Regions from separate parts of the Homo sapiens genome. Here regions 2, 3 and 4 are each linked to region 1. Evidence: chromatin loops called from intact Hi-C (ENCODE). Cell type or tissue: PC-9. All regions are shown on one strand. Region 1 overlaps ANKS6 (ankyrin repeat and sterile alpha motif domain containing 6). Region 2 overlaps GABBR2 (gamma-aminobutyric acid type B receptor subunit 2). Region 3 overlaps NANS (N-acetylneuraminate synthase). Region 4 overlaps GABBR2 (gamma-aminobutyric acid type B receptor subunit 2).

Region 1 (8,000 bases):
TGTTTATATCCACGTGGAGACCTGCGGATACCTGAGAATTAGCCAGGACATTACAAGTGGGCTGTGGGAAGGCATGATGGGAGGCCCATGCAAAGGCTTGGGTGCACGAGCTGGTAGGACTGGTAGAATGAGGTATGCGTAGAATGTATGAGTAGAATGATGTACTAGTCCTCCCTGGAGAGAAGGCAGATGCCAGGGAGTTGGGGGAGTGTGGGAGCTGAGAAACGCTAGCTATCCTAGGGTGCTAGGGAGTCATGGAAGGTGCTAGGGAGTCATGGAAGGTTCTAGGCAGAATGAGTGACAGGATGAGAGTTACGTTTTGGAAAAATTACTTTCCTTGAAGTGTGAGAATAGATTAGATACTCTAGGGTAAGCTAGAGTCAAAAAGGCTGGTTAGGTAGAGTTTGCTGCAGTCTGAGTGAGAGGTGATGGTGGCCTAGACCAGAATGGAGACAGCGGAGGGAGGGCACCCAGATGAATTTGTGATATATTCAGGGAGTAGATCAGCAGGAGTTGACGACTGGCCCTTGGGGAGGGGTTAAGAGAGACAGCAAGGATGGCATCTAGAGATCTGGCTTCTGTGAAGCCTGCCATGATATCTCCCTGTTCTCTGGTCCCTCCGCAGCAGAAAGGCCTCTGTGGTAGCATCCATCACACCATGTTAATGCTGACTGGCTTCCTCAGTACCCAAACCTGGCCACACATCAGAATCACCAGGATGCTTGTCTAAGTGCAGATTCCTGAGTTCCTTTTCTGGAGATTGTGATTTAGAAGGCCCAGGGCAGTGAGGGGAGTAAGAGACAGGGACTCTGTGTGAGAAGAGGCTCCCCAGTGATTCTCTTGTATGGTAGGTTTGGGAGCCACTGATGTGTTATGTGTGTCTCATCTCTGCAATCCACCAAGTGCGTGCACAGGGGCCCTGGTGAGCCCCCTGAGGAATTTACTGAGTGAGGTTTGTGACTACAGCACTGACATGCCTCAGAGTGTCTCAGAGACCCCAGATCATCAGTTTTAACCAAGTTCTGCAGGATAGTCTTGAGCCTGGGTATTTTAAAATGTGCTGTTCCTCAGTTGGTGTGACACCGACTCTATATTCAGGTAGCATCTCTGCCTGTGTTGAGTTGTGCTCCAGCTTTCTGCTGCGTAATTCATAAGAAAAGGTCAAGTTGAGGAGTAGTATATATGGAAGACTTCCAGAAGGATGTACAGTGTGTCTGTCCCTCACATCGGGGTAGGCAAATGAATGGCCTGTGTGCTGACACCTTCCAGCCTTGTGCTCTTCTTCCTTGGATCTGGATACGCCCCCAGAATCCTGCTCAAAACCACACCCCTGGCAGCCACCACGCTGGGTCTGAGCAAGCATCTATTTATCGTCCCAGCTCTCTGTGTGGATCAGGCCAGACTATTAGACACCCTGTGCCTTTGGTCTTTTGTGGGTGTTTTAGTATTAGAAATGGTGACCTTAGTGTTTTTTCCTGTTCTTTTTTTTTTTTTTTTTGAGACGGAGTCTCGCTCTGTCACCAGGCTGGAGTGCAGTGGCGTGATCTCGACTCACTGCAACCTCCGCCTCCTGGGTTCAAGCGATTCTCCTGTCTCAGCCTCCGGAGTAGCTGGGATTACAGTCACGTGCCACCACGCCCAGCTACTTTTTGTATTTTTAGTAGAGACCGGGTTTCACTGTGTTGGCCAGGCTGGTCTCAATCTCCTGATTTCGTGAAACGCCCACCTCGGCCTCCCAAAGTGCTGCGATTACAGGCGTGAGCCACCGCGCTGGGGCATGTTTTTTCATGTTCTTAAAATAATAGGTAACCTTTGGCCAGGTGCGGTGGCTCACGCCTGTAATCCCAGCACTTTGGGAGGCCGAGGCGGGCAGATCAGGAGGTCAGGAGATCGAGACCAGCCTGGCCAACATAGTGAAACCCTGTCTCTACTAAAAATACAAAAATTAGCTGGGCGTGGTGGCACGGGCATGGTGGCACGCACCTGTAGTCCCAGCTACTCGGGAGGCTGAGGCAGGAGAATCGCTTGAACCTGGGAGGCGGAGGTTGCAGTAAGCTGAGATCGCGCCACTGCACTCCAGCCTGGCGACAGAGCGAGACTCCATCTCAAAAAACCAGAACAAAACAAAACAAAAAACAACCTTTATTGAGCACTGACTTTCTGTCAAGCACTGTGCTAAGTGCTTTAAATGAATTAAGTCATTCAATCCATACAAAACCTTAGGAAGGAGGTACTATTGTCATCCTCATTTCATAAATGAGGAATTGAGGAACAGAGAAGTTAAATAACTTGCTCAAGTAACATAGCTACCAAGTGGCGAGTCAGATTCACACCTAGGGAGGTGGCTCCAGAGCCTGTGCTCCCAGCCATGAATCCTGTAACTGATAGTTTCCCTCTTGGTGTTGGTGCCTGGAAGCGGCTTGCCAAATTTGCCAGAGACTTCTCTCCAAGGGACAGGGTTGCATAGTGTTTACCTTCCTTCCCTACCCTTCATTTCCTGCCTGCCAGTGGGGCAGAGCTGGACTCTCAGCCCAGTGCTTTGAGAGGGGAAAATGTGTGCCAGCTCTTTAAACACAGGTGTTAATTGCTGAAATTCATCAGTAATCACAGCACCTGTTCAGAAAGCCCCTAGCATGCCCATCTCCGGCAGTTACCTATTAGAAACTTAGCATCCACAACATTATCTCAGCCTTGCTTGGATCCTTTTATATTTTCAGCATAGTTGAGTGCTCTCTTGGGCTACTCACTAATTCAGAAAACATTCCAAATTTCACTATTTCTGCTCTAATTCACCCCTTTTCTTCCTCCTTAAAAATTGGTTATACTGGAGCTTCGATTTTGAGTCCAGGTGCAACTTTTGACTCTATCACGTTCAAATTGAGAGGCTTTAGATTAATTGCTTTCCACTGTAATCTTCAGTTTCCTAATCTGTGAGTTTATCTCGGGGTTTATTAAGATCAAATGAGATAAAAATGTGACGCACCTTGTAATCTGCTGTTAGGGATTATGCTAGATTTTATCTCATGCTTGATAACTAAATAGTGTAATCTTTTAGAAATGTACTACAGTGGAGGATACACCAGTTCTTCAGGGATTTCCACTGCTCACCTCTGGACCTTCCCCTATGTGGTTATGCCATTTATGCATTCATTTACTTGGCTTGTTTGACCAAATTTACTGAGCTCCGATGTGGATCAGCCACTATGGTAGGGGCTGGGGAAACAATATGCGTGGAACCCTGTCCTGTCCTTGGAGAGCCTGCCACTGAATAGGAGAGACAATTAGGGAAAGAGGGCTCACGTGCAGCCAGAGGCGAGCCCGTGGAATTAGGTGCTCAGAAGAGGGGCACTGACCTAGCCTGGTTGAGGGGTGGTCTGGAAGCTGCTCAGAGTGGGTGAGATATGACTCCTGAAGCAGGACACGGTGGGGGTGTGCTGAGTAGATGAGGACAGGAGAGTCCTCTGGTGGGGTCAGGATGGTGAAGGTGTGGGGAAGGCGGGAAGGTGTGGTTTGGGAGCAGGAGGAAGTGAGGTTGGCAAAGCAGTCAGGTCTTCGGCAATCAGAAGCTGGGGAGTGACAGATTTGGGTTTGGAGAATATCATTTGGGAGTCGCATGGAGGATGGGCAGGAGGGAACGAGACTGGAGGCGGGGAGACATTGGGGTGCAGCTTTCTGCATTGAGTTGGTTTCAATTTGCCTTGTCCTTTTCCACTCTGGGAGTGGAGGTCAAGAGGCCCAGCCCCCTGCAGCTGATGGAGCTGTGTCACCAGGCTCTTGCTTCGTGGCTGAGTAGCCCCATGCTGTTCAGGTTCACATCCCAGAAGGTATTCAGCCGGAGCCTCAGACAGAGTTCAGCCCTGGCCTGGCCGCCAGCCGCCAGGAGGAGGGAGGTCTTGGGTTTAGATGAGGTGCAAAACTGGCTCCCGGGAAGGAGGGCTGAGCATCGAGAAACCCAGAAAGCTGCCTCACAGATGCAGACATGACAGTGGCTTTGTGGTCTCGAAAACCTGGAGTAGACAGCCCCTGTCTTGTCATTGTTTTCTTGTTAGTCCAGGGCCGCTTCCAGCTTGGAGATACACAGCTCCGAGCCCACCAGAGACACCACAAAACAGAACTTTTCTGCCCTCTGGTGTTAAAAGAAGGAAGAGATTTTGCTGGGAAGAGGTACCTGTTTTCCTTCTCCTGGTACTAGGAAGTTGGTGGGTGCAGATCTTTCTCTTCAGGGGCCCAGCAGTGACTTCATTGAGGAAGATCTGGCCTAGGCTGGGTCCTCAGCCGCCTGCAACAAACATTCCTGCCAGCAGGTGGCAGCAGGCCTCCAGGCCGCAATGCCCAGCCTATCTGCTGACCACAACCTTGCCACACCTCTTGGCATGGGGTGTGTGCTTTTGGGGATGGGGAGGGTAGAAATGAATCAGACATGGGCTCTGCCTGTGGGGAAATTAGAGCACAGGCAGAGAGACAGATTCCCAGGCTATAAAGCAGAATAAAATCGACTGTCTGAAATGTAGGAGGCAGCATGGTGTAAGAGAAAAAGCAAGGGCAGCGGCATTCACACAGACCTGTCCTGACCCTGATGCCACCCCTTACCAGCCGGGTAACCCTTGGCACGTTGAATAACGTAACATGAACAATTATAATACCTAACAATCGCTAACATTGATGTGATGTTTCCTGTGGCCAGGCACAGAGCCAGGTGCTTTACATGTAACTCATTTAATCCCCAACAACCCTTGAAGTAGGTACAGTTATATCCCCATTTTGCAGATCAGGAAATGAAGGCACAAAGAAATCAAAGTTCTTCCTAAAGGTCATGCAGCTGGTGGTGGGGAGAGCTGGATTTGAACCCAGGCAGGGCAGCTGCTCACCTTCATGATGATGCATCTGCATCCATGTGGCTGGCACAGTGCCTGGCGCCAGAATAAGACCTCTTATCATGAGCAGCTGTCAGGACTAATAATTCATGCCAATTAAGGATGACATAAGCTGGCCCCCGAGTGCTGTGTGTTCAGTGTCACTAATTCTCCATCTTCCTGGCAGATTTGGGCATGTGAGTGTGGCACACCTCCTGTTGGATCACGGGGCTGATGTCAATGCCCAGAACCGGCTGGGGGCCAGTGTGCTCACTGTGGCTTCTCGGGGCGGCCACCTGGGTGTGGTGAAGCTGCTCCTGGAAGCCGGTGCCTTTGTGGACCATCACCACCCTTCAGGCGAGCAACTGGGGTTGGGCGGCAGCAGGGATGAGCCCTTGGACATCACAGCCCTGATGGCTGCCATCCAGCACGGGCACGAGGCCGTGGTGCGTCTACTGATGGAGTGGGGCGCGGACCCCAACCACGCAGCCCGGACCGTGGGCTGGAGCCCGCTGATGCTGGCCGCACTCACTGGGCGGCTTGGAGTGGCCCAGCAGCTGGTGGAGAAGGGCGCCAACCCTGACCACCTCAGCGTGCTGGAGAAGACCGCCTTCGAGGTTGCACTGGACTGCAAGCACAGGGACCTTGTAGACTACCTGGACCCGCTGACCACCGTCAGGCCCAAAACAGGTCAGGCTGCATGCCCCCCGTGGCTTCACAGAGGACCCCAAATTGTGTTTATGTGGCTTAAGCTGAGGATTGCTCTACTGGAAGGACACGCAGAACTCAGAGTCCAGCCCTGCAGACCACTGAGACTGAGGAAGTGGTGTGCTTAAGTATCGGGGGGATTGCCTGTGACATGCAGGTTCTGGGCCCACTCTCTGCAGAGTGATTTGGTAGCCCTGGGCAAGAGCCTGGAAGCCTCTATAACAAGGCTGCTCTCCCCAAGCACATCATTCTGATGCAGGTGGTTCTGGGGCCCTTCTACAACAAGGTTTGGCAAACTTTTTCTGTAAAAGGCCAAATAGACTGTATGGACCATACAGTCTCTGTTAAAACTACAGTAGTCACTTCTGCTAGAGTGAAAGCAGCCTTACATATGTAATGAGTAAATGAATGGGTGTGGCTATGCATATAATATGTAAATGAGTCAGGTATGGCTAGGTTCCAATAAATTATAACTACAAAAACAAGCAGTGGGATATATTTGAGCCATGGGCTATAGTTTGCCAGCCCTTGTTCTACAATAGTGTGCCTGACCTCCTCTGCCCTGATCATTTCTCAAACACTAGTTCATGTAAAATTGATGAAAATTAGTTTTTTAAAAAACATCTAGCAGTGCATCTTTTTTTTTTTTTTTTTTTTAACTTCTTGCCATCTCTCTGGCATGTAAAGAGTTGTCTAAACAATCCTTAGCAAATCTGCCATAGGACATACCACGTTTCAAAACCTTTAATGCACGGTTTGCAATAAGATCGCAACACACAGCCTTGGTACCCTCTGTCTATGTAAAAGGCCTGACTTCGACGGCAGGACTCACAGCCAGGGAGTAACAGTAGGTGGGCTGCAGTGTATATAAACATCTAGCTCTGAGAGGTCAAGCACTGAAGAAAGTAGCTTCAGGCACATTGGCTAAAAAGACCTGAAAGTGTTAAGTTTGTTACCATTGAAAGAATATAGAATAGCCCCATCAATCAAGAGATGCTGAAAATTTGGTAAATGCTTATTAGAAATACACTCTCCAAAAAAAAAAAAAAAGAAATACACCATCCAATCAGAACAAGTCTGAAATAAACATGTTTTAAAAGCCTGTAATGACAGAGAGGTGGCAAAAATGAAGAGGATGCTCAAATGAAAAGGAAAAAGAAGTTTAGGAAGAACTACCTGAAGCCAAGAGACCTCTTACTTTGTCCAGGTGGGAAACTGAGGCCCAGAGAGGGAAGAAAGCTGGTCAAAGGTCACACACCCATTGGAAGCTGAGTGAGTGACACTCAGGAGGTGAGGATTCCATGGGAAGAGCACCTAGAGGTGATTCTCCCACCTGCAGCTCCTGCATGGGCTCTAGAAGCTGGTTTAACACATGACTCTTCTGAGCCTTTGCCTCATCTGTGAAATGGACACAATGACAACTACTACGGGGTGGTGGTGAGCAGAAGGCAGGTTATCCTCTGGCGTGTGAGATACTCAGCCCAGTAGAGTGTTAGGGACTCATAAAGGCTTGCTATTAGAAATTAGGGCCCCAGTCTCCTAGGACAGGGTTTTGTTTTGTTTTTGTTTTTGACACAAGGCCATTGCTCTCCTTTAAAGGTTTGGGTTGTTTGTGGCAGGGATGGGGAAAGGATCTGCCCTTCCCAGGCCCTGCCGTGCCCAGCACACCTGCCATGCTGAATCTCCCCTCACCCTCGCAGGGACCCTCTGAGGAGGGTATTCCCCCATTTTGCAGGGGAGGGAATTCAGGCTCAGAAGTGAACACTCCAGAACTTGCACCTGCCCGTGCCTGCCGAGCTGTGCCTCTTCTGTTGTGCATGCGTTCTCCATCCCAGGTTTCCTTAGCCTCTGCATCTTGAATCTTCACGGAGTGCCCTCGGGCTTAGCTTCTGACAGGCCTCATTTTAGGGGTTGTCCTGGCATCATGGGATGGCGATGCCCTCATTTCCCCAAGATGCAGTGGCTCAGACACATTGGTGGATGTGGCCAAGGTCACTGTCCACTTGGTTCGATGCTGGCTGTGCCCCTGCTGGCCAAGGGACCTTGAACCAGCTGCCTCAGTTCACCAAGCTCCCATTTCCTTCTCCACAAATGGGTGCTGGAGTGATACCCGCCTCAGGGCTGCTGTGGGGTTCATGTGAGATCCTGCCTGGCCCAGAGGGAGCACATGGGAAGTGGATTACTCCATAGTGTTGTCGGCGTTATTTGACAGGAGCGAACCTCGGGTCTTCCAGCAGGATCTGGTCATGTTCCCATTGAGCAGAACTAGTCTGAGGCTCAGTTCTCCCACTCTGTACCTGGGTGGTCTTGGTCATCTTAATTGGCCCTGCAGGACTACAGTGTCTTTTTTCATAAGATAGTCATAATAAAGGCTCTTTTCTTGGGAGATTTTTGTGAGGAATAGTAAGATCAGGCCTGTAAAATTTTCATCGCAGTGCC
Region 2 (8,000 bases), 420 kb after region 1:
TGGTCTCCTGGGGCCCAGCTGTGGGAGGGAAGGAGCTCCTGGGCTGGAAGACACTGGATTGTGGCCCCCACCCTCGAACCTCGGGAAGCAGGGCGGTTCCATCACAGCTGGCAGGGTGGGGTTCGAGTCCCGAAGCACCCCTTCGGCCTCTTCACTCTGCTCAGATGGATGGCAGCTAGGCAGGGGTGGGGCAGGGGAGGCCCAGACACTGGACTGGGGAGTGTGATGCCCTCTTCCTGCCCTCCTAGAGGTACTGGGATTTTCTAACTCTAACTAGAAAGGTAAAGGCTGCCTAGGAACACCCACTTGGCCTCCCAGTAAATTCAAGTCTGGTAGGAATTAATGAAACATTTTTAGTTAAAAGGCCATAAATCTGTGGTTTTGTTGTTGTTGTTGCATGGGGTTTTCTTTTTGAGGCAGTTGAGAAGTAAAACAATGTAATAATGTGGGTTTGGGGCTGTTTCTGCAGGTGGCTGTCATGGCTGGCCATGGTAACATGCTTTGTGATTTCAGAAGGCAGCAGGAAGGCTGGGCTAGGAGATACCCACAGGGTTTGGTGGTGGCCTTGCCTGGCAGGTCCAGACCAGCTCAAGGAGAGGGTCACAGGGACTGGCTGTCACAGGGCCTGATTGGGCCAACTGGAGTCCTGGATGGGGTACAGATGCCCGCTTGATGACAGTGGCCTCCCCACCCCCAACTCCCTTCCAGAGGAGGGGGCTGAGTGGGGAACCAGGGACTCCCCAGACTCCTGAGCCAATAAGCAGATGATGGCCTCCCTTCCAGACACCCCACATGTGGGCCACTCCAACCCCTGGCTCTGCTCAGCACTCTTGTTCCCACAATTCATTCATTCATATGATAACATTCCCAGGCACCTGCTAGGCACAGAGCATGGTCCTCGAGGAGCTGGCAGTGTAGATTGAAAACCTAAGTAAACAAACAGTTCCCATTTACTATGTTGTGTACACTGGCAGAGACAGGCCTAGGGGAGTGGGTAAGGCCCAGAAGCAAGGGACAAATCAGGGAAGACTTAAAATAAGGGACCCCTCTGAGTGAGCTCCAGTTATTTCTGGAAGTCCTAAATGATACACCATACTTGCCCACAGAATTCTCAACAGCTGCAATCACATGGTGTGGCCACTCAGTCCTTCCTCTCTGGCCCTGACGCCCACTTGTCCACGTCTTCTGTCCACAGAGCTGTATGAAGGCACACAGCAGCCCCCTCCCCACCACACCCCACCCCCTCCTGCCACTACCCATCTGAGAATGCTGCGTTTCCAAAAAGCTCCCCAACCTCCAGTCCTGAGGCACCTTCTGGGGTTGTGGGGGAACAGGAAGAAAGGCCTCTTGCTCATTCTGCATTGTTCTGTGGCCTGAGCCAAGGCTGCCAAGGGCAGTTGTGCACTTTCTGCACTACACAAGGGTGTTGGCTTCAGGGGCAGGAGCTGAATTTCGGCCTGTGATCGGGTCTTTGAGCCAAGTTCTTGGAGTTTGTTGGCTTCAAGGGCCTTGAGGAGTGGAGTCCTTCAGAAAGGGCCCAGACGGGGTGCCTTTCAGAAATTTCTCCTCCCAGAGGAGAAACCTCTCTCTGATTTGCCCCAAGGCTTCTAAGATGGCCCCTAGGCCCTGACTCGGGTTCCAAAGTACTCCTGTGGGTCCTGAGTCACCTTTGCCCCCTGCACCGTTCCCCCAGAAAGGCTCTGCTGTACTCTAAGCTCCAGAGAAGATTTTCTATACAGGTCTTACCCAGAAGACCCTGAGCAAGACGGGGTCTTCTGGGGCTGTTTCTAGAGGCTGCTCTTCAGAGTCTTATAACTTGAGGATTTATCTGTCGCCCTTGCCCTAGAAGACAAGATGGGCCCTGGAGACCTCAGGCCTCTCAGCTTCCCCACCTCATACCTCACAGTGCTCTGGGGCTTGCTTTGGGGCGCTCTGGGAGTTTCTTCCCTCCTTCTCACTATTGAGCACCTAGGATGAGCAGTCAGAATGAAGTAAAAGGCCCTTGAGAGAACCTTTTGGACAGCAGGAAAGTGACTTGCCCCTGTGTCCAGCCAGCCACCAGGGCTTGCTCTTCCATCTGACTTGCTGGCCTGAAGCCCACATGAATCTGTGGCAACAAGGAGACCCGGAGCACAGCAGTCCCATGCGTCATCTGTCAGAACAGGCCTGCCAGCAGAGGTTGTATGTCCATTTTCATGTTGATCCCCAGAAGGGCAGTGAAAGCCCTTCACCCTCCCAGGCATGCTTCATGAAATCAATGGAGCAAGCGGCTGAGCAGAATTGTTCTGGGCATAGATTTTTCCTTCCATTTGGAGACTTGCTCTCATTTCTTTTTCCTTTTTCATAGCTGGGACTGAGATGGGCACTACCTGCCTAAAGTTTGTCTTCCCCCATGGATGGATTATGTTCAAGGCAGTTCGCAGAGGGGGCTGAGTACCTGATGGCTAAGGGGAGAAAAAGAAAGATGTTAAATCAGAAAAATAAACACACGTAAGACTTTAGGAGAAAAAGTGAAGTAGCTATTTGGTGTTGACGAACCAGTAGAGACTTGTATTGGTGGTAACATATTGGAAAACAGAATCATTAGAACCCTTCAGATGAAACCTTCTCGTTTACTTGGCATCATAGAGCCACATAGAAGGGAGGCACCTGGGATGTCATTAAATGAAACCTCCCTCAGTGCAGGAAATGCCCCTGGAGCATTCTGATGGAGGGGGAGAAGGGGGGGAGTCTTCCAAGCTTTGCTTGAATATGTGGAGTGATGGGGAGCTCACTACCTGTCAGACAGCATGTGGAAGGGGCAGCTGAGGCCATGAACTCAGCCTCTTTTGCTATCAAATGCTCCAGTTCTCTCTGTGGTCTTCCTTTAATTTGCTTGCTCAGGCTCAACTTGCACATCTGTGGTGACAAAGAGTTCATGACCTCCTAAACTGGCCCATCCAGTCTGATTGTCTCCTCTTGGCTCCAGAGATTTAAAGGTGGGCAAAGCAGGCCCTGCCTCCCAGTAGCTTCATCTAGTGGGAGAGGCAGACAGGTAATCAGATAGATGTCATCTCTGTGTGACCAGCAGAGCAGAAACATGCTTGAAGGCAGAAGTCATGAGGAGGAAGTAGTCATGACCTCCCTGCAAGGTCTCAGTGGGCTTCTCAGAGGAAGTGGCTCACAAGTTTGGATTTCAGAGGATGCATGAGAAGTTGTGAAGAACAAGGAATGGCATTTTGGGTGGAGGAAACAGCGCGTGTCAGACCCGGCAGCATGAGCCAGTGTGATGTGAGGGGAAAGACTGAGCAGGGCAGGATGGTTTGAGAAATATCAGAAGAGGTAAGGTAGAGGGGGCTGCACCCTGCCTGCTAAGAATTTGGAGTTTAACCTGAGGGCTCTGTGGGGCAGCGATGGGTTTAAATCCCAGAAACTTAAGCTGGAGTAACACTTAATATGGGGACTCACTGTGGAGCCCTGGCAGTAGGTGTCTGGTGATTGTATGCAGGAATGCTCCCAGAGACAAGGTGGTTGGTCAGTTCTCTACACCAGACAGCAATGGGATGCAGCATTGAGAGTCTCCAAGACAACCCCCAAGTTCAATGATTCACTAGGACTCTCAGGGCTCAGCACACAGTCATACTCGCAGCTATGACTTATTACACTGAAAGAATACACAGCAATATCAGCAAAGGAAAAGGCACGTGGGGAGGCAAAGTCCAGGGGAAACCAGGTGGCAGCTTCTGATAGCCCTATCACAGCGGAGGAGCACAGGACACGCTTAAGTCCCCCAGCAATGAGTAGCGACCACATGTGTGAAATGCTGCCTAGGGAAGCACATTAGAGATGACACGCCCAGGGTTTTTAGTCGGAGGATGGATATGTCGACACCGTCTGCCTACTATGTAACAAAATTCCAGACTCCCAGAAGGAAGGCAGTGTTCAGCATAAACCACGTTGTTTGCACAACCAGTTCAGGCACAGTGAGCTGCTCTTATCATTGAGGGGATGGTGGGAACTGTCCAGAATCCAAGCTCTCAGATACCAGCCAAGGACCAACCTTCAAATCAGACCTTTCTAAAGATAACAGTCTCAGGCCTGCTATGTTAACTCTTTTCTGCCCAGGCATCCTCAGCTATTCTTCGCTTTTAGTTTATGGCAACATATTGCAGTTTCCAGATGCCAGATTAAATTTATATTATTGAATTTTAACTAACTTGACTAATTATATGATTGAGTGAATTTAGCCCTCACAAAATAGACAAGTGGCCTGGAAATGATTGTTTCAAAGAAAACCTAAGTCAAAGCAAATATTAAGAATGCTTGCACACCAAGGCCAGGTGCAGTGGCTCTTGCCTGTACTCCCAACATTTTGAGAGGCCGAGGCAGGAGGATCACTTGAGTTCAGGGGTTCAAGACCAGCCTGGGCAATATAGCAAGATTTCGTCTCTACTAAAAATCAAAAAAATTAGCTGGGCATGGTGGTGCATGCCTGCAGTCCCAGATACTCAGGAGACTGAGGTGGGAGGATTGTTTGAGCTCTGGAGATGGAGGCTGAAATGAGCTGTGATTGTACCACTGTACTCCAGCCTGAGGGACAGAGCAAGATCTCATCTCAAAAAAAAAAAAAAAAAAAAAAAAGGAATGCTTTGCACACTGGAGTGACACATCTCCTCAAAATAGATCTTTGTCAGCCACAGGATGAGGTAAAAATGATGATATTACTTCATCTTTGTCCTTTTTAAAATGCCCATGGTCTGTATATGGTCATTTGTAAAATTAAACATGTTCAAGAGAATGTTATCAAAAATGCTGTAGACCATTGGTCTTAACAGTCATGTCACTAAATTAGCTTTACAAGTGTGCTGAGGTCCCTGGAGGGTGTTACAGGTTGGTCAGCTACCCCCTCTGGGTGTGTCCTGGTCCTTTGACATCCGGCTCCTAGGTGTAGATGAACCTGATTTGAGTTGAGGAGACTCCATCTGAGGAGGAGGCAGCAGCAGGATGTCGGGGAGAGAGGCCTGGACCGGGTCAAAGCATCGAGTTCCAGGCTTAGCTCTGGAGCTGTGTGGCATGGTTAAGGGAACTATCTTGAATGCGCTGGGCCTCAGTTTCTTCACCTGTTAAGGGAGTTCCTCACTTAACTGATACCTCCAAAAAATCACCCTGGTGTCTGTTATTGTTGTTGTTATTTCTTTTTATTGTTGTATACTTTGCCTCTGTCCTAATAATACTTGTTGAAGATGAACAAATGAACAAACAAACGAATGAGTGAATGAATGAGATGAACTGTCAAGTCCCATGCATCTCTGACAGATGACAAATGTATTATCTGTTCATTGAATATGCTCAGGTCTAAATTCTCTATCATTGGCTCTTTCCCCCTCCCTGTTTTGTATATTTTTCTCACATCCTTTTATGATCATCTGGGTAATAATGTGGCCATTCTACATTCTTTCTAAAGCACTGTGGTTCATTTTTACCCATCTGATTTCTCCTTGTTTGTGAAATTAAAAAAAAAGAAAAAGAAAAAGAAAAAGAAAATAGAAGGCTAAGCACCCACCTGTACCCTCACAGCATTCATGGTTCACAGGCCTGTGTTTCTGAACAAGCGCTGTGATACTGTTGTCCTTCCCTTGATTTAGTGGGTCAGCCTTGCAATCTAAAAATAGTTCCTATTTTTACAAATAAAATTGAAACGCAAAATGTTCTGTCTCTGAAAACCTGGAGAGTCAAGTTGCCGGAAAGGCAGGAGCAGAATGAATCTGTAAGGGGAATGGGCTGGGAACATTTCTTGGAAACTTCCTACATGTGTTGGTGGCAGCCAGCCCTGAACTAGAAGGGGCCTGGGGAAGCCAAGCAAAGCTACTGTGCTCAGTTCCTCTGGATGCAGAGGGCCTGAGCTGTCTGCTGCAGCCTGGCTGCCTCTCTTTTTCCCCTACCACATCCAACTTTCTGCCTTGTGTTCAGCCAAGGCAGGTTGGAACCTTTCAAAGGAAACTAAGCTCAACAGAGCTGAGGGAGAGCAAAGACCCAAGCTCAGAGCTGCAACTCATGGGGCACGTGGCTTTTCTGTCCCAGTGAGTGGGAGGCCCCAGAACTCAGTGGTGCACAGCCCAGGGCTGGACCATGATGTGGGGCCCACCTGGAGATGTGCACGTCTCCTGGGTATTAGAGGGTGTCCAGTCTAAATGGTGAGGGTTGGGGGGTCTGGGAGTGATACAGTACAGGTGAAGGTGGGCGTCCTGGAGGCCCCTAAGACCTAACAGGTGGTGGCCAGCCTGTTCCAGCCTTCAGGGATCCAAGTTGTAGGCTCCTGTCAGGGCCGGCTGTTCCCATTAGCCACCAACCCAGGGCTAGGCGTCAGGGCACACCTTGGTCCTGGGGAATAGGTGAGAGCCAGACAGGGCCTCAGTCCTGAGCAGGGACCAAGGTCTAAGTGTGGGCTCAGTGGCCAGTCTGGCCCATGCTGACTAACTGACCTTCTGAGGTGACACTGGACAGTAGTAGCCACATGGCCTGACCATGTGGGGAGAGGGCTGGGCAGCAGGAAGAAGGAAGGGAGGAGGGGAAGTGAAGGCCAGAGGGCTGGACCATCACCTTTTGGTGGTATCTCAGCATCTCAGCAGTCCTGGGGGCCCTCTGTGGCTCTCCCTCTGTCTGGCTCTCTCTAGGCCCATCTAAGGCATGGTTTGAATATTGCACTCCTGTGTGCCTAGTGACCTGGGTCTGGTAAGTGGCTGATAGAACTAAATGCCTATTGAATGGAAATTTGATTGAAAGATGCCAATGAAACTCAACTATATGCAGAGGGGAGTATTTGTCCCCATCATAAAGAGTCCCCTTGCAGGGTGGACTCATACCTGATGAAGTCTGTCTACCTAAGGAAGGTCAATGCCTCTGTTTTCTCATGGCCTCTAGGTCAGGACCTGGATTCTCACCGTGGGCTACACGACCGCTTTTGGGGCCATGTTTGCAAAGACCTGGAGAGTCCACGCCATCTTCAAAAATGTGAAAATGAAGAAGAAGGTAATCACTCTCCTTCTGTTTCAGGGTATTAGTAGTGTTCACCCAGCATTTATCTAGCAAGTATATACTATATTCCAGGCACTGAGCTATTTGCTGGGGATCCAAGCTAAACACAATCCCTACCTCCTGCCACCTTCACCCTACTGGGGAAATCGGACAGTTAACAAAGCATTTGTAATACACAGTTATCAGGGCTGGCTGGGGACATGTGGGGGGTGCTGGGGTACGAAACACTCAAGGGAGGCTTCATGGAGGAAGTGCCACCTATGCTGGGGCCTGGAGGGTGAGTGGGAGTTGGCTGAGCCAAGGGCATAGGGATGCTGGGGACCTTGTCAAAGGAACCATCCGTGGCAGCCTGGGGATGGGAGGAGGGTGGTCAGGGGCCGAGAGAGGCTTGGTGTGGCTGGGGCATAGGGCTTGTGGGGACAGGGTACAGGAAGAGGCTGGAAGGGAAGACAGGAGCCACATTAAGGAATCTGCACTTTAACTTATGGGCAATAGGGAGCCCTTAAAAGAGAGGAGTGAAACAGGGCTGGTACCTGATTTAATGATTCCATTTTCAAAGAGGCCCCTGTAGGACAGGAGCTCAGCCTTCACACCGTGGACCGCATTCGCCACCCGTGCGGTTTGGTATAGATATGATGTTGCCAGACCTTGACTCTTAGTCATAGAGAAACTTTATCCACCACTGTCCTCTTTAACTCTTGCAGTGGTACTGGAGCTCCCCTTTCTTCTGGATAAAATTTGTGAAAGTCTTGTGATCTTGAAGGTCCTCTGGTTAGTAACTATTATAATATGTAGAGTCTATTGTTATATTCAAAACTGCAAACAGCATTGATTGGCACAACTTCTCCCTCTCCCAGCTCAGGCCTGCAGCAGGCCGGCCACCTGCCTTGGGAAAAGGAGTATAGGCTGGCCGCTTCTGTCTTTGGCCAGCCTGCATTCTTTCCCCATCATCCCATCCACCCAGGTGTCCAACCCCTCCAGAGTTG
Region 3 (8,000 bases), 720 kb after region 1:
CTTTAGAGGTTCTGACTCTCCCCAACACATCCCAACTGCTGGTCTCATCATTCAACTGAACTCCACAGACATCTCTTAAAACACTGTGCCAGCCCCTGTGGGGGAACAGAGAGGAGCTTGTTGGGTTCCTGCCCTCGGCCACAGGAAAGGTGGGCTCCCCTCTGCCCCCCGACAGTGTTCTTGAGCAAAAGGAACTGAATTAAAGAGGCAGAGGAATTTCACACTGCCAAGAGGAAAATGAGTATCTTATCTGATTAATAGGTTGTATACCATGGCAGTACAGTAGAATGAGTGCTGATTCAAGAGTGTGAATGAATGTGAGGTGTGGAGCTGCCACTTCTAGCTGTGCCTGGGCAGAGTACTGTCCGTCTCTGAGTCTCAGAGGCCTCCCCTGTGAAATAAGTATCAAGCATCATAATCATGACCTGTTTCAGTCCTAGGAGTGTTATGAGGATCAAATGAAATTGTTCATGTTGTAAAACCACTTTACACGATCATGTCCCACTGCGGTCTCAAACTCAAGCAATCCTCCTACCTCAGCCTCCCGAGTAGCTGGGGCCACAGTAATGCACCACCATACCCAGCTAGGTTTTATATATACTGTCATATCCTTAATTTCTTATAAATTTTAGTTAAAAAATTTTCTAGGACAGGTGCAGTGGCTCACACCTGTAATCCCAACACTTTGGGAGGCTGAAGTAGGAGGATCACTTGAATCCAGGAGTTCAAGACCAACCTGGGCAACATAGACAGACCTTGTCTCTATTAAAAAAAAAAAAAAATTCTTAAAAAGAATTTCTAAATGTCTTATAAAAACTGTCATATTCTTAATTCATTTTCTTTCAAATTAGCTTACAAAAAATGGAAGTACAGGCTGATTGAAAAGAGGTTTCTGGCAGGGCACAGTGGCTCATGCCTGTAATCCTAGCACTTTGGGAGGTCGAGATGGGAGGATTGCTTTAGGCCAGGAGTTCAAGACCAACCTGGCCAACACAGCGAGACCCTATCTCTATTTAAAAAAATGAAAAGAGGCTAAAATTTGTCTTCATGAAATCTGCTGAAAGTGGGCCACCATGAGGGGAGTAAAAATATGAAGGTTTGGACTCCCTTCGATTTTAAGTCAAAAATTAGACACTTACCTTTTTTGGCTGTCTTTTCCAGATAAGGAAAATTATTAGTGTCTCCAGATCCAACTTTGAAAAATGGAACATTCAGTTCATGCAGGAATTCAACTGCCATCTACAAAAATCAAAGAGGGAGCTCCTTTTCACCATTGTCCAAAAACACTGTTGTTATGACAGGCAAGGAATAACATACAAGTAGAAAAACCCCTCATCTTAGGCAGTAGAGGGACGCTCAGCAACTTGAAAGCAGGCAAAGATTTGTTCTCAGTCATTTCATTCAAATGCAAACATTCATTTGCATCCACCCATCCATTAGCCCAACAAACGTTTGGTGCTGGTCTTTGCTGGCTACAGGAATCTGGAAAAGGGCTGGGCGTGGTGGCTCATGCCTGCACTTTGGGAGGCCGAGGCGGGCAGATCACCTGAGGTCAGGAGTTTGAGACTAGCCTGACCAACATGGTGAAACCCCGTCTCTACTAAAAATATAAAAATTAGCCGGGTGTGGTGGCGGGCACCTGTGATCCCAGCTACTCAGAAGGCTGAGGCAGGAGAATCACTTGAACCTGGGAGGCGGAGGTTGCAGTGAGCTGAGATCATGCCACTGCACTCCAGCCTGGGCCACAGAGCGAGACTCCATCTCAAAAAAAAAAAAGAATCTGGAAAAGAACCTTTCCCCTGGCCAGACCCTACCTGCCCCAGGGGCCCAAGGCCAAATGAACAAACATGAAACGGTCATGACCTAATCCTGACCCAGAAAACCAGGCAGTGAAAACATGAATAGCCTCAAAGGCTTTCCCTTCTACTCGGCCAAACGAGCAGGAAAAGGGGCTATTTCAATTCTTGGCGAAAGGGGGAAAATGGAGCATTTTTTTGCCCAGCCTCTACATAAGGATCCATGGCTGGCAGGGCCCATTCAACCCGAGCCCTTTCAGGCCTCAAAGCACGCTGCCTACTTAAAAGTGAACCTCAGTCACTTTTTTCAGATATAACGTCACTGCTTGAGGTTACCTATTTAGTGCTCTTCAACATCCTTCTCTAGTATTCATCAACAAGACTCAGGAAATTGGTAAATGTCAGCAAATGCTTGCTGAAGGAATCAGTGGATCACAAGTTATAAGAGTAAAATCTCAGTTTGCTGTCAAATTATAAGAACTCAAAAACTTTTTATTATCATTTCTTTCCAGCTTCAGTAAGGTGTAATTGATATACTAAAAACTGCACATAATGTAATTTGGTGAGTTGGGACTTAAGTATACACTACTGCTACCATCAGCACAAGAGTAATAAACATACACATCACCTTCAAAAGTTTTCTTGAGTCCCTTTGTTTTGTTTTGAAGTTGGAAATCAAAAGTCGAAAAAATCAATGTCTCTGAATGGTGACTCAGAAATAAGTTAGGGCTTAGTGAGTTGCTCACACTTGATCACATGGGCACAAATCTTTCCCTCTCCCAGGGAAGTTGCTGAAATGAAATGCAAACTCTGATTGGTCTAGGACCGACGGACCGACGGACCAACCAACCTACCTCCCTTCCTGTCTCCTTCCCTCCCTCCCTTCCTTCCTCCCTCCCTCCCTTTCCTCCCTTTCCTTCCTCCCTTTCCTTCCCTCCCTCTCTCCCTTTCCTTCCTCCCTCCCTCCCACCGTTTCCTTCCTTTCCTCCCTTCCTTCACCTTTCTCACTGCTCTTCCTCTGCTTTATTTTTAACTCTTCTCTTTTCCCCTTCCATCTTTTTCTTTTCTTTTGTGGTAGAGACGGGGTCTTGCTATGTTGCCCAGACTGGTCTCAAACTCCTGGGGTCAAGCAATCCTCCTGCCTCAGTCTCCCAAGTAGCTGGGACCACAAGCACGTGCCACCACATGTGGCTAATTTTTTTTTTTTTTTAATTTGCTGTGGAGATGGGGTCTTGCTATGTTGCCCGGGCTGTTCTCAAACTCCTGACCTCAAGCAGTTGTCCCACCCTGGCCTCCCACAGTGCTGGGGTTGCAAGCTTCAGCTGCCATGCCCAGTACCTTCCATACCTTTCCACCTCACTCCTTCCTGTTTGTGTCTCATAACACTGCTAACTAGCCCTAAGACAGAACTGAAAAAACATCAGTTTTAAATATATTTTTTCAATAAAATCTAATTTTCCTACCCTTCTCACTTCATTTGGCAGATGAAGAGAGTGCTTTCTGTTTAAAGAAGGAACCTTCCACTGAGTTTTCTTTTGTATAATGTTCATCTTGTGGGAGTGTGGTGTGGCCCACCAGGGCATAAACAGAAGCAGAAACCCCCCCAAGAGAGGGGCAGAGCGATCGGGGCAAGGAGGGGGGACAAGTGCAGAAAAACACCTTGTGAAAGCTTACCTACAGAGGCTGTAAAATCTGCATGGAATTCTGTAATTTTCAAGTAAAGAAAAAGGCCAATTCCTGCTGGAAAGGGAAGGGGCGCCTCATTTTGCCGCCTCCTGGGGAGCCAGCGCCACCCAGTGGACATTTAGAAAACTGCCACTCAGAGCCATCGGGCAAAGGGAATCTGAGTAATCTGGAAGATCCTAACTTTCAGCCCTAAGACAGTATCGCTGTGCCTAGGGGCTACTACAGGCTGGGTCAGCAACTGGTGACCCCTTTCTCTTCAGGGACTCCTTGACTTCCCCTAGCCTGCCGACCGTGCTATCGGGTTCCCTCTATCTGGGGTTCCATGCAGCCCGGCAGCCTCAGCACTCCTCTCTCCCTCCTGCCCCATAGCACAAAGTCTGTGGGAGTCTGAAGGGAGCTCAGGCATGTACAACTCTCCTCGGGCTCCCAGCTGAGTTCAACATGCAGAAATGGGTCCCATGGATAGCCTCGTTTGGGAGAAACACTACCCTGCCTTAATGCCTTCTTAGAGGGTCCCAGTAAATCAACTTAGCTGAGTTCCAAACCCAGTGTTTCCCAAACTTATTCGACTCAGAACTTTATTAATTCTGGCCAGGCATGGTAGCCCATGCCTGTAATCCCAGCACTTTGGGAGGCCAAGGCAGGAGGATCATTTTAGCCCAGGAGTTTGACACCAGCCTAGGCAACATGGCGAAATCCCGTTTCTACAAAACATATAAAAATTAGCCGGGTGTGTGGTGTGTGCCTGCAGTCCCAGCTACTCAGGAGGCTGAAGTGGGAGGATTGCTTGAACCCAGGAGGTTGAGGCTGCACTGAGCTGAGGTCGTGTCACTGCACTCCAGCCTGGGTGACAAAACAAAAAATAAACCAAAAAACCCTTTATTGATTCTAAATCAATTAATGAATGAGGGTGGACAACACGTGCCCACAGAACCCCATTTCTGTACTGTGTCCTGTGGGACACTCTGGGAACTGCTGATCTGAGTCAGGGGTAAGGAAAGAGAGGAGTGGAGCTGAGATTTTTCTAAAGTCCCTTCCTCTCCCCTCAGGTTTTGGATCCTTCAGGATTGGAAAAAAAAAAAAAGAAGCCCAGGCCAGGCGCGGTGGCTCACGCCTGTAATCCCAGCACTTTGGGAGGCCGTGGCGGGCAGATCACGAGGTCAGGAGTTTGACACCAGCCTGGCCAACATGGTGAAACCCCGCCTCTACTAAAAATACAAAAATTAGCCCGGCGTGTTGGTGTGTGTCTGTAATCCCAGCTACTCGGGAGGCTAAGGCAGGACAATTACTTGAACCTGGGAGGTGGAGGTTGCAGTGAGCCAAGAGCATGCCATTGCACTCCAGCCTGGGTGACAGAGCAAGACTCCGTCTCAAAAAAAAAAAAAAAAAAAAAAAAAAAAAAAGCCCATGGTGATGAGCTGGGGAGAACAGGGAGTCAGGGGAAGGGTGTAGCCACAAATAGGCTGGGCCAGCCTCAGGGCAGCAGCCTGTCAGAGGGCACCGTGCCTAGGACAGAGGCAGGTGCTGGAGGGAAGGGCGGCTTTGCTGGGATGGCCACTGTGTGTGAGGAGAGCATGTCCCTCAGGAGTCACCTTTTTGGTCATGGCTTCCATTTGCCTTCTCAATAGAACTTTCCTTTTAGACTAAAGACATTCTGCTGTTTCACCTGAGTTCCACAGCCTTGGTGCAACTTTCAACCAGAAGCCCTGACGGTTTTCTTGGCCTTAATAAAATTCTGCCACACCTTAACCTTTCCTCAGCACACAGAGAACGCCCTAGAACAGCATACAGTGTGGAGAAAATATGCATTCAATAAATGCCTGTTTCTATAAGGAAGTTAGGGTAGGTAAACACTGGGAGCCACTTGCTAGGTAAATACAGAACAAGGAACCAATCTACCTCCAACAGTTTGACAGAGGGCAAGGTAAATTAACTCTCGTAAAGGCTCTTAAAGAATGCACTTTCCTGCCGGGCACGGTGGCTCCCGCCTATAATCCCAGCACTTTGGGAGGCCGAGGTGGGTGGATCATGAGGTCAGGAGTTCAAGACCACCCTGGCCAACATGGTGAAACTCTGTCTCTACTAAAAATACAAAAATTAGCTGGGCATGGTAGCGGGCACCTGTAGTCCCAGCTACTCGGGAGGCTGAGGCAGAGAACTGCTTGAACCCGTGAGGTGGAGGTTGCAGTGAGCAGAGATTGCGCAACTGCACTCCAGCTTGGGCGACACAGCGAGACTCCGTCTCAAAAAAAAAAAAAAAATGCACTTTCCCTCACTGCCTGTGCCCTAGGTCAGGCAGGGGACTAGCTGGGGACAAAAGGCATTCCTCATCCAGAGGAACCTACCTGCCCAAATAGGCTGAGGCAGAAAAACTCCAAAGGGTTCTGAGTCACAGAACAGCCATCGCTGGGTGAGTGTAGACCTGGCCCTGTGCTGGCACCCCACGGGTTTAGCTCCCTGAATCCTCCAGATAGCCCCAGGAGCATCTTAACAATCCTGTTTTTACAGACGGGGGCCACTGCGGCTCCAAGGTTACATGAGGAGCCCAAGCCACACAGAGTGTGAGCACCAGGAGCTGAGCTCAGAGAGCCTGACTCTAAAACACCCATCACAGACACCAAGCAAATGGGCTGCCTGGGGAGCAGAGGGAAGGAAAACCAAGGAGGAAGCCCCGCTGCAAACACCAGACTCCTCCCTATCACCCAACTGCTCCGGGTTCTCAACCGATGCCACCTGCAGGGCACGGCCTAAAGAAGTGACTCCGCCTTGGCAGCCTCACGGGCAAGGAGGCACCTTTCTCCTAGGTCAGATCCAGGAGCTCAGGGAGCTTGCATTTCCAGGAAACGTGGACGGAAGCAGAAAAGTCCCCAATCCAGGTGCAAGTCACCTTGATGACATCTTCCCTGGTTCTGCGCTGACTCAGGACATCAGAATAGAGAGAACCACTGGATGGTAGCTTGGTCACACACGGAAAATGAAATGGTGGCCCAGGCAGGGAAGGGGCTCACCAAGGTCACACTGAGAGTTAAGGACAAAGCCAGGACAAGTACCCAGATGTCCCAGCCTGCAAGTACCCAGATGTCCTAGCCCTTAGCCCAGGTTGCTTTCCTTAATTGTAACTGATATTCACTGAATACTGATTGTGTACTATGCTTTATATTAACGATCACATTTAATCTTCACTTTCCCTCCCAGATGGGTTCTGCTAGGAAGCCCACTTTACAACTGAAGAAAACAGGCACAAAAAGGTTAAATAACCTCCACATGGATATACCAAAAATAACAGGCAGAGCCATATTCAAACTTAAAATCTGACCCTAGAGTCCATTCACTTGGCCACTGGGCCATATAGCCCGGGTATGGGCCACACAGCAGGGTGTGTACCACAGAGCTGGGGTGTGCATCATACAGTCGGGGGTATGTACCATACAGCTGAGGTGTGTACCATACAGTCGTGCCATCATATAGCCAGGTACACACCACACAGCTGGGGTATGTGTATACAGCATTCAGCATGGAGTCCCAAATGTTTTCATCTTCAAATTCTTAAAAATTACTAAGGAGGCCAAGTGCAGTGGCTCACACCTGTAATCCTAGCACTTTGGGAGGCCGAGGTGGGAGACTGTTTGAGGCCCAGAGTTTAAGACCAGCCTGGGCAACATAGGGAGACCCCATCTCTACAAAAAAATTTAGAAATTAGCTGGTTGTGGTGGCATGGACCTGTAGTCCCAGCTACTAAGAAGGCTGAGGTGGGAGGATCGCTTGAGCCTGGGCCGTCAAGGCTGCGGTGAGCTATGAGCTATGATTGTGCTGCTACTCTCCAGCCTGGGCAACAGAGTGAGACCCTGTCTCAAAAAAAAAAAAAAATTACTAAAGAGTCTGCAGATCTTTTTTATTTTTATTTTTTGATGTGGTTTTATTTATTCGTATTTGCTGAATTAAAAATTAAAATTGTGACCAGGCGCGATGGCTCATGCCTGTAATCCCAGCACTTTGGGAGGACAAGGTGGGCGGATCACCTGAGGTCGGGAGTTTGAGACCAGCCTGGCCAAATGGTAAAACCTCATCTCTACTAAAAATACAAAAATTAGTCGGGTGTGGTGGCGGGTACCTATAATCCTAGCTACTCAGGAGGCTGAGGCACAAGAATCTCTTGAACCCAGGAGGCAGAAGTTGCAGTGAGCCAAGATCACGCCATTGCACTCCGGCCTGGCCAACAGAGTGAAATAAATAAATAAAATAAAAATTTAAAATGAAAGCTGGGCACGGTGGCTCACACCTGCAATCCCAGCACTTTGGGAGGCTGAGGCAGGCAGATCACCTGAGGTCAGGAGTTCAAGACCAGCCTGGTCAACATGGTGAAACCCCGTCTCTACTAAAAATACAAAAATTAGCTGGGCATGGTGGCATACACCTGTAGTCCCAGCTACTTGGGAGGCTGAAGCAGGAGAACTGCTTGAACCTGGGAGGCGAAGGTTACAGTGAGCCACAATCGTGCCACTGCACTCCAGCCTGCGT
Region 4 (8,000 bases), 300 kb after region 1:
TGCACAAAATACTAATATAAAACATTAATAATAGGGAAAACTGGATGAGGGGTTGTATGGGAACTCTGTATATAGTCTCCACAATTTTTCTGTTTTCAAATAAGAATTTTTTTTTTTTTTTTTTTTTTTTTTTTACTAGGAAACAAACTTAAGCGGGCTCAAGACAGACCTAGTACTGTAGATTGGGCCATACAAAATTTCCATTATTCTACAGTTTTTGAACTACAACAATTTTATATGGAAATGTACAGACTATATGAGCAAACTAGCCAGCTTCTGCATTCTAGCATAACTGGTGAAAAGAGAGTCATACTTAGACAGGTTTTGCCAAAATTTTGACATACTTAGTGGAGAAAATCTTACAAATATCTAGGCCAGGAAAAAAACAAACTTCCCATAGAGATGCAAAAACCAGGCCACTCTCTGACTCCTCTGAAGCATTAAATCCCAGAGACAGTGGAGCAACTGGGAGGTATTCTGCACTGTATGGGGCTCACACGATGTTCCAGCCAGGTCCCCTTCTTGAAGCTAATCCTGAAGTCTGATGTCAACCAGCCAAAAGCGATGGCATACTTTACAGCTGAGGTCATGACAGAAACGGCTGAGCAGGGATCATTGGAACCCATGGAAGGAAAGCAAAGTCTAAATAATTGTTATAAAAGTGTATGCAGATGCAAAAATTACATATAATTTTATACATAATGCAAAAATAGATACGGCAATAGGCATAATTGAGATATAAAAATCCAAATTACCTTCACAGGCCTAAGAAGAGATGAATTTTTTAAAAGAAGGGTGCTTAACTCCTGGTGTTAACTAGGAGAGGGACTCAAAAGAGACCATTTTGCTCATGAGTTTCATAATTAGGTAGATATAAGCTAAAGAATGCTTTGAATGACTCAGTGGTAAATATACCATAATGCAAACAGAACCTGAAGCTGCAGAAACACAAAAATAAAACAAAGGAAATCTCATCCATGTTTCGAAACAGAAAACAAACATGAAAACCAGAAAGCACAAAACAGATCAGTGCAGACCACATATAATGATTCTGACCAGAAGTTCAAATAGGCCAAACTCATTATCAAAAGGAAGAGACTTTCAGATTGTGTTTCAAAAAACGAACTCTAGCTATTTACATCAGATAAACAAAGTGACACTGAAAGGTTGAAGGTAAAAGGTTGAGCAAAGGTCTACCAAGCAAGTCAAACTACAGCAAGAATCCCAGTATTCATATCAGACCAAAGCGTGTTCAAGATACAGGTGTCAAACAGGATTAAGGAGAGTCCTTTTCTATAGATAAGGCTTCAATCCACCTTGAGAATAACATGCTCACGGACTATTATTGCTTTAAATTACATCTCACTGAAATAAAGAAAGAAAAGCCTGTTAAAAATAGAGACGGAAATTGACAGAAACACAATAGCATTGGGAGGCATAACATCTCTCTCTCACTCTTGGACAGTTCACCCAGGCAAAAAAAAAAAGGCAAGAGCACAGAGGAACGGAATAATGAAATTAATAAGGCTGATTTAGCAGATGTGTATCGAAATTTGTATCAAGAAAGTCAGGAAATACCATTTCTGTGTGATGAAGTCGCGAGGCCCTTTAAGCTCATTCCAAGCCTGTTCTGAACAGGGGGTGGCTAAAGTTTAGCTGTTTCCAGGCGGGGCTGGGAAGCTGCTCTGCACAGAGACCACGTCCTGGGCACTCATAGGGAGAGTTCCAGGTGTCACATTTCCCTTTCTGGACATTTCAGTTGCTTCATGCACCTTCCCCAAAGTGGCCTTCTGCCCTATATTCATATTTCCATTTGTTGGAGGAATATGTGGTACATTATTTCAACCATGGGGCATCCACAGACCCTTATGTCTGGAATTGACATGGGAGGGGCAGTTGCCTCAGTTCAATCCGGGTGCTCTGGAGACCAAATATTTTTGTGGAAAGAGCAGGAACTTTTAAAGAAAATCTTTTATTGTAAAATCAAACAACAATTTGAAAGCCACAGAAATCAAATGAATGTCTAAATGAATCCTAAGGCAAACAGCACACAGGTCAGAGAACTTTATCAGATACCCCAAAAGTCCCTTCTATCCACAGCCCCCTGCCCCCACCATCAGGAACCCTATGCCCTACTTTTACAGAAATCATCAGCAGTCTTTATTCCTTTTTTTTGTCAGAACTCAGAAAGTATAGGGAATGCTGTTCTAGTTGTGACCCTTTTTTTTTATTGTAGTAAAATATATGTGACATAAAATTTACCATTTTAACCATTTTTAAGTGTTCAATTCAGTGGCATTAAGTACATTCACAGTGTTGTACAACCATCCCATTATCCACTTCCAGAACTGTTTCATCATCCCAGACAGAAACTCAGAACAGGGGCTTTGCGTGTAGGTGTGTTGCTCTGTCGCCCAGGCTGGAGTGCGGTGGCACGATCTCGGCTCACTGCAACCTCCACTTCCTGGGTTCAAGTGATTCTCCTGCCTCAGCCTCCTGAGTAGCTGGGATTACAGGTGCCCTCCACCAAGCCTGGCTAATTTTTGTATTTTTAGTAGAGATGGTGTTTTACCATGTTGGCCAGGCTGGTCTCAAACTCCTGACCTTAGGTGATCCGTCCGCCTTGACCTCCCAAAGTGCTGGATTACAGGCGTGAGCCACCTGTGCCAAGCATAACAGGGGCTTTTGAATCAAGTAGACCCGGGGTTGGACTCCGTCCCTGCCTTGGTGTCTTCCTCTGTAGAGAGGGCACTGGGCCATCCCAATTGTGTGATGGTCGCCGTAGGCAGACTGTTGGGCTCTCTCGGGGGCTGAAAAATCAGTAGTTGATATTACGTTCGAAACTTGAGAGATGCTGGAATAGAGAAAAGACTAAATAATAAAACACTAAATAATAAAATTAGAGAATTTCAGGGAAAGAAGCCATGGAACTCTCTATCTTTTAATGAATATCTTAAAATGATAACAAAGGACTTTCTAAAATCCAAACTTTGAGACAGTAAGCAAAGCTGAAAGATTGTGAGCAATTCATTTAGGGTCTCTGGGCCCACAGAGCTTCCCTATTGCAGGTGAATTTACCAGAGGAGTCAAGAGCCTTGCTTGCCTGCGTCAGCGCTGTGCCAGCAGCCACCTCTTTCCAGAGGGCTCCTCTTCTCTCTCTCCATCTTATCACAGCCTCTTCTTCTGACCTCATCCAACGCTTCTGCTTCAACATCAAAGGAGGACACTTTTAAGCACTCCCTTTGTGCCCACAGATTCATGAATTCACTTCATCCCCACAATAACTCTACAATAGCAGTCAGCAAACTACAGCTCATGGGCCAAATCCGGCCTACTCTCTGTGTTTGTAAATAAAGTTTTATAGGAACACATTCATTTACCACAACGTCCTTGGCTGCTTTTGTGCTACAGCGGCAGAACTGAGTAATTGCAACAGAGACTATATGGCCTATGAGACCAAAAATATTTACTATCTGGACCTTTATAGAAATTGTTTGCCACCACCTGCTCTGAAGATAGGTACTATTATTATCCCCATTTTATAGGTAGAGAAACTGAAGCTCACGAAAGTTTAATAACTTGCCTGAGGCCATGAAGCTGATTAAGTGACTGAGCTGAGATTCTAGCTCAGCAGTCTAGCTACAGACTGGCTCTTAACCTCCACGGCATGCCTCCCAGCTTCGTGTCCACCCACACTCCTCAGTCAGCATAGCCTCTCAACATTCCAAGGTTACTCATACCCAACATTTTTAAATGACCTGTCTCCCCCCATTTCTTCTTAGTAACAAAACAGGAATGAAAGGGCTTTGCAACTTACTTGCCTTAAGTGGAGGAGCGGTTAAAAAAAAAAGTGCTAGGGAATGACAGAAAGACAGAGATAAGCAGAAAGCTCTCATCTTTATTTTTTATATTGATGCAATATTTGGGCCCCAGTGCAACATCATGAAGACCCTCTAAATTGAGCCAGGCTTTCTACTCTTAAAAAAGGAAAAGAAAATATGTCTGTGCCATTTAGAGCCATGTTTGGCTTTCTTTTTTGAGTGACTCACAAAAATAGCCCAATTCTCCAACAATATTAGTGGGGATCCTTATGCCTCACATTAAGGGGACAGCTTTGACCAGAAAAGCTACTCGACTAGTCAGCAACAACTGAGTGTCCTAGAACCCCAGCAGAGAGAGGAGGGAGACAGGATAAGCCCAAGGTAAGGCCTTTCCAGAGAGGGAAGTGTCTTCATTTCCCATTGCTGCTGTGAAAATCTGAACAGCTTCAAGCAACACAAATTTATCTTACTGTCTGGAAGCCAGATGTCCTACATGGATCTTGACAGGCCAACATCAAGGTGTCAGTGCGGCCAAGTTCCTTCTGGAGGCTCTAGTTCCAGTATCTAGAGGCCACCTGCATCCCTCAGCTGGCATCCCCTTCCTCTATCTTCAAAGTGAGCCATAGTCAGTGGAGCCTTTCCCACACTGTATCACTGTCTCTGCCTCGGCCATGTTTAAGGACCTTGTGAATACATGAATACATTTAAGGACCCTGTGAATACATTATCACCTGGCTAATCCAAGAAAATCTCCCTATTTTAAGATCAGCTGATAAACAACCTTAATTCCATCTGGAATGTGAATTTTCCCTTTACCACGTGACATAACGTACTCACAGGTTCTGGGGATTAGGATGTGGCCTTTTTTGGGGGACTGGGGGAGTGGGGACAGGGTCTCACTCTGTAACCCAGGCTGGAGTGTAGTGGTGTAATCACAGCTCACTGCAGCCTCAACTTCCTGGGCTCAAGCAATCCTCCCACCTCAGCCTCCCAAGTAACTGGGACTACAGGCATGCACCACCATACTCAGCCTATATATATATATATATTTGTAGAGACAGGGTTTCTCCACGTTTCCCAGACTGGTCTTGAACTCCTGAGCTCAAGTGATTCTCCTGCCTTGGCCTCCTAATGTGCTGGGATTACAGGCATGAGCCACTGAGCCCAGCCAGGATGTGGCTATTATTCTGCCTGGCATAAGACAACTACAAAGGTAGGCTTTGAGAGGACTGCCCTTCCCTTGCTCCATGGTAAAGTCCTAGTGGGAACTGTGCTCTCCCTCTTGACTCTGGCCAAAAAAAAGTCCTTAGGGAATTGACCCCCTTTTTTCCCAACCAGATAGGAGAGACCTGATGAGAACTGCCACTCCCACAGGCCAGGAGTCCATCCTGACTGCCTGAAACTGAAGTTCATACAGGCACCCCAAGGGGACGCAAAGCTGCAGAATACACATGGTGCATCTTTCTCACAGGCCAGGTTTGCTCAGAGACATGGAGACGAAAAGGTATTATTTTTAACTTACGACATAGATATATTATTAGAGTGTTAAATATACATGAATTTTCAAGATACAAGAATAAACTTTAAAGAAATGCCATGCTTTCCACTGGGCTGCTGTGGGCTATTCCCTCTTCGCTCCCTTCCTTGAGAGTGAAGCGTATGCCTTCACTGCCTTTACGGACAGAGTGAAGCATATGCTTCTCTGCCTTTATGGACATTTCCAGTGGGGGGTGGGGTCTAAGTAAGACAAATTTTAGCTAAATAAAAGGGACTACTCATTGTGGGTATGGGATCAGTTTGTCAGAGCCAGGAGGGACTTTGGAGAACATTCTAGGCTGAACTTCTAGGGCCCACTCCAAGTCTACAGCCAGACAGTTGGGGCACAGGACTGGCCTGGGCTTCCGAAGCCTTAGGCAGTGCCCGCTGGCCCAGGTCATGGCCAGCCTCTAACAGCTCAGCTGCCTTAGGGGTTTATAGCATCTCCTCTCTTTATATAGCATTGTGACATTTGAATTTTCAGCAGCCCAGCACAGTAGGTAGTCTGCGAGGCTAGGCTCTGAGAAACCAGGATGCCATTGAGTGGACCTAGACAGATGCATGGGTGGCAGGAGATTCCAGACAACCCAGAGGTCAGGGTCAGGCTCAGGGTCGAGCTTGACCTTCCTTGCAAGAGTCCATGCTCCACAGGCAAGGAAGGCTGGCTGGAGGGCGTGGTCCCTCATCTTCCTCACCTCTGCTGTCCTGCACTCTTAAATGCACACCAGCAATTTCAGTGGCTCAGGATTGCATTTGCCATTTATATCCTTTCACTTCAACATCTGCATGACTTTTCTCAGTTAGCTGTTGCTGCAGATTGAGTGCTGAGCTCCAGCAGCTCAGACCCAGTGGGGTTTGCATCCTCAACTGGGAGGCGGTAGATAGGAGCGAGGAGTCAAGCACTCAGGCTCTGGGACCACACCCACCCGGGGCAAGGCCAGTGCCACCACCTCCTATTTGTGTGACCTGGCATCTTAGGTTGAAGTCCCTACAAACAGAGCCTGAGATGCTTGGGAAAGTAATTTATTGTGGAAGTACTCAGGAGAAGGGGAGGGAAGCAGGATGAGGCAGGAGGAGCTCTGTCTTGGATGGATACCAGTTTAGCCTGGCCCCACAGGGGTCTCCGGAGCACAGACAGCACCACAGAGCTGATCCTAACTTTCAGCAGGGGGGCCGGAGTTTTCCACCAATGTGAGTCAGTTGTTGGTTGCTCTCTGTGGGGTGTGGGGCATGGAGTGGCTCCCATGGCCAGGAAGCTCCCCTTAGCTGAGGGCAGTTCTCCAGAGAAGGGAGTGAGCTGTCAGCAGCCCACCCTCACTGCAGCCGGGCGGGTGTACCAGCCCCAAGGAGGGGACTGCACCTGGGAAGTTTGCTTAATTCTTTGGACCTTGCTTTGCTCATGAATCTTTCCAAAGTGAGCATAATAACAGCGCCCACCTCCCAGGGTGGGGCTGACGGACTGTTTAGCACAACAGCTCAGAAAGGGCTTGAGAGTTGTTATTTTTATGATGTTAGGATTGCTTGCAAACTGGGGGTACATGCTAGTTCTTTGAATTGGGTTATCCTTGCTAAGTGTCATGTGCGTGCGTGAGTGTGTGTGCGTGCCTGTGTGTGTGTGTGCCTGCGTGTGTGTATGTGTGTTTAGCTCTCTTTAAGCATCCCAGAGACAAAGTGGTTCTAGATGAGGGATGAGACAGGGTCAAGAAAAAGAAAAGGAAAGCTACCCAGGGTTTGGCAACATTAGACTCCTCTCCAGAGGGAGTTTAGTGGGCCTCTCCCTCACTCATCCTGTCACTGTTGGGGGTTTGGGCTGAATACCCCTCCCCATTTTCCTACCCCATTCCCACCGCTGTTTCCTTCCACTTTTGCCCCTTTCTTGTGATAGTAGCCTCTTGAGGGTGTGAACATAGGTCTCCATGTATGGTCTCCAACCCTAGACCTGGCCATCTCATTTGCCCCAACTCAGGTCATCTGCTTTCACTCCAGGAAGCTCCCTGCAGAGCCAAGTCCCTGGAAGGGCACAGGATTTTCCAGACCCTGCCCTCTGCCACGTTTCCAGTCCTTTGTGATATCACAGCTCTGATCTGTCACTGTCATCCTCAGGGATGGTTATGGCTGCCCCTCCCTACCCCCTACTACTGCCTAAACTGCCCCAAGCCCTTTCAGCATAAGAGAATGGGCCCATACCCTGGCAGGGAGGCAGGGGGCTTGTCTGAAAGCAGGGGCTACTGCTATTCCCAAATTTCTTCTTTCTACTCTCTGGACTTTCAGGAAAAGATACAAGCTATGCAACATTGAAAAGCATGATTCTGGAACTTTCATGAGAGCATGCACATGTGTGGAAAAACTATTAAGATTCCCCAAATCCAAAACCTTTCCCCTAACCCCTGAATCTTCCAGTAAGTTGCTACTTTAGAAAGGAGAACGCAGTATATCTGCACTTCCTACACTCGGGACACCTCCTCGTGCTCTAGAATGCACATACCCTAGTTTGAGAAGCACCTCAAACTGTTTATACTGCTCTATGGTGCCCCCCAAGATCCCCATCCAGCCTCATCCCCCGTTTGGCCTCTCCCCAACCCTGGATTCCGGGCTGCTCCTCCTTCCTTCCAGACTTGGCAGCGTCTTTCCCCCTCTTTCTCA

What was found. A loop is a pair of places that touch in the nucleus more often than their neighbours do. Peaks named below come from ENCODE experiments on the same cell type or tissue, not always from the same donor. Only the 100,000 strongest peaks of a DNase experiment are listed, where the experiment ranks them.
Region 2: it touches region 1 in a loop (8-fold over the local background); 3 of 110 quality-filtered maps call a loop at or near these places.
Region 3: it touches region 1 in a loop (3-fold over the local background); 3 of 110 quality-filtered maps call a loop at or near these places.
Region 4: a loop joins it to region 1, with 2.2 times the contacts of the local background. A loop is called at or near these places in 2 of 110 quality-filtered maps.

Annotation. Positions count from the first base shown.
Region 1 is chr9:98,787,647-98,795,646 of GRCh38, reverse strand. ANKS6 (ankyrin repeat and sterile alpha motif domain containing 6) reads left to right here. Exons shown (of 15, transcript NM_173551.5): 2 at 5,041-5,543. Among named protein-coding and RNA genes, the nearest start is that of ANKS6, 4.9 kb to the left of the region's middle. RefSeq lists a silencer at 4,204-4,253. In PC-9, CTCF peaks have their summits at 4,090 (motif pointing left) and 4,293 (motif pointing right); DNase peaks (open chromatin) are centred at 2,436, 3,856 and 4,366; H3K4me3 peaks cover 1,448 bases; H3K27ac peaks cover 2,362 bases.
Region 2 is chr9:98,370,472-98,378,471 of GRCh38, reverse strand. It overlaps GABBR2 (gamma-aminobutyric acid type B receptor subunit 2), which reads left to right. Exons shown (of 19, transcript NM_005458.8): 12 at 6,901-7,008. Among named protein-coding and RNA genes, the nearest start is that of TBC1D2, 120 kb to the right of the region's middle. RefSeq lists enhancers at 3,005-3,064, 5,565-6,253 and a silencer at 3,071-3,365. In PC-9, no CTCF peak of the experiment used is centred here; DNase peaks (open chromatin) are centred at 3,081 and 3,581; H3K27ac peaks cover 3,146 bases.
Region 3 is chr9:98,070,157-98,078,156 of GRCh38, reverse strand. It overlaps NANS (N-acetylneuraminate synthase), which reads right to left. Exons shown (of 6, transcript NM_018946.4): 3 at 1,140-1,239. It also overlaps a transcript of TRIM14 not described here. Among named protein-coding and RNA genes, the nearest start is that of NANS, 17 kb to the right of the region's middle. RefSeq lists enhancers at 2,718-3,524, 5,985-6,485. In PC-9, CTCF peaks have their summits at 3,366 and 3,568 (motif pointing left); DNase peaks (open chromatin) are centred at 3,556, 5,316 and 5,826; H3K27ac peaks cover 4,236 bases.
Region 4 is chr9:98,484,484-98,492,483 of GRCh38, reverse strand. All of the region lies in intron 4 of GABBR2 (gamma-aminobutyric acid type B receptor subunit 2), which reads left to right. Among named protein-coding and RNA genes, the nearest start is that of GABBR2, 220 kb to the left of the region's middle. In PC-9, no CTCF peak of the experiment used is centred here; DNase peaks (open chromatin) are centred at 563, 963 and 3,693; H3K27ac peaks cover 3,810 bases.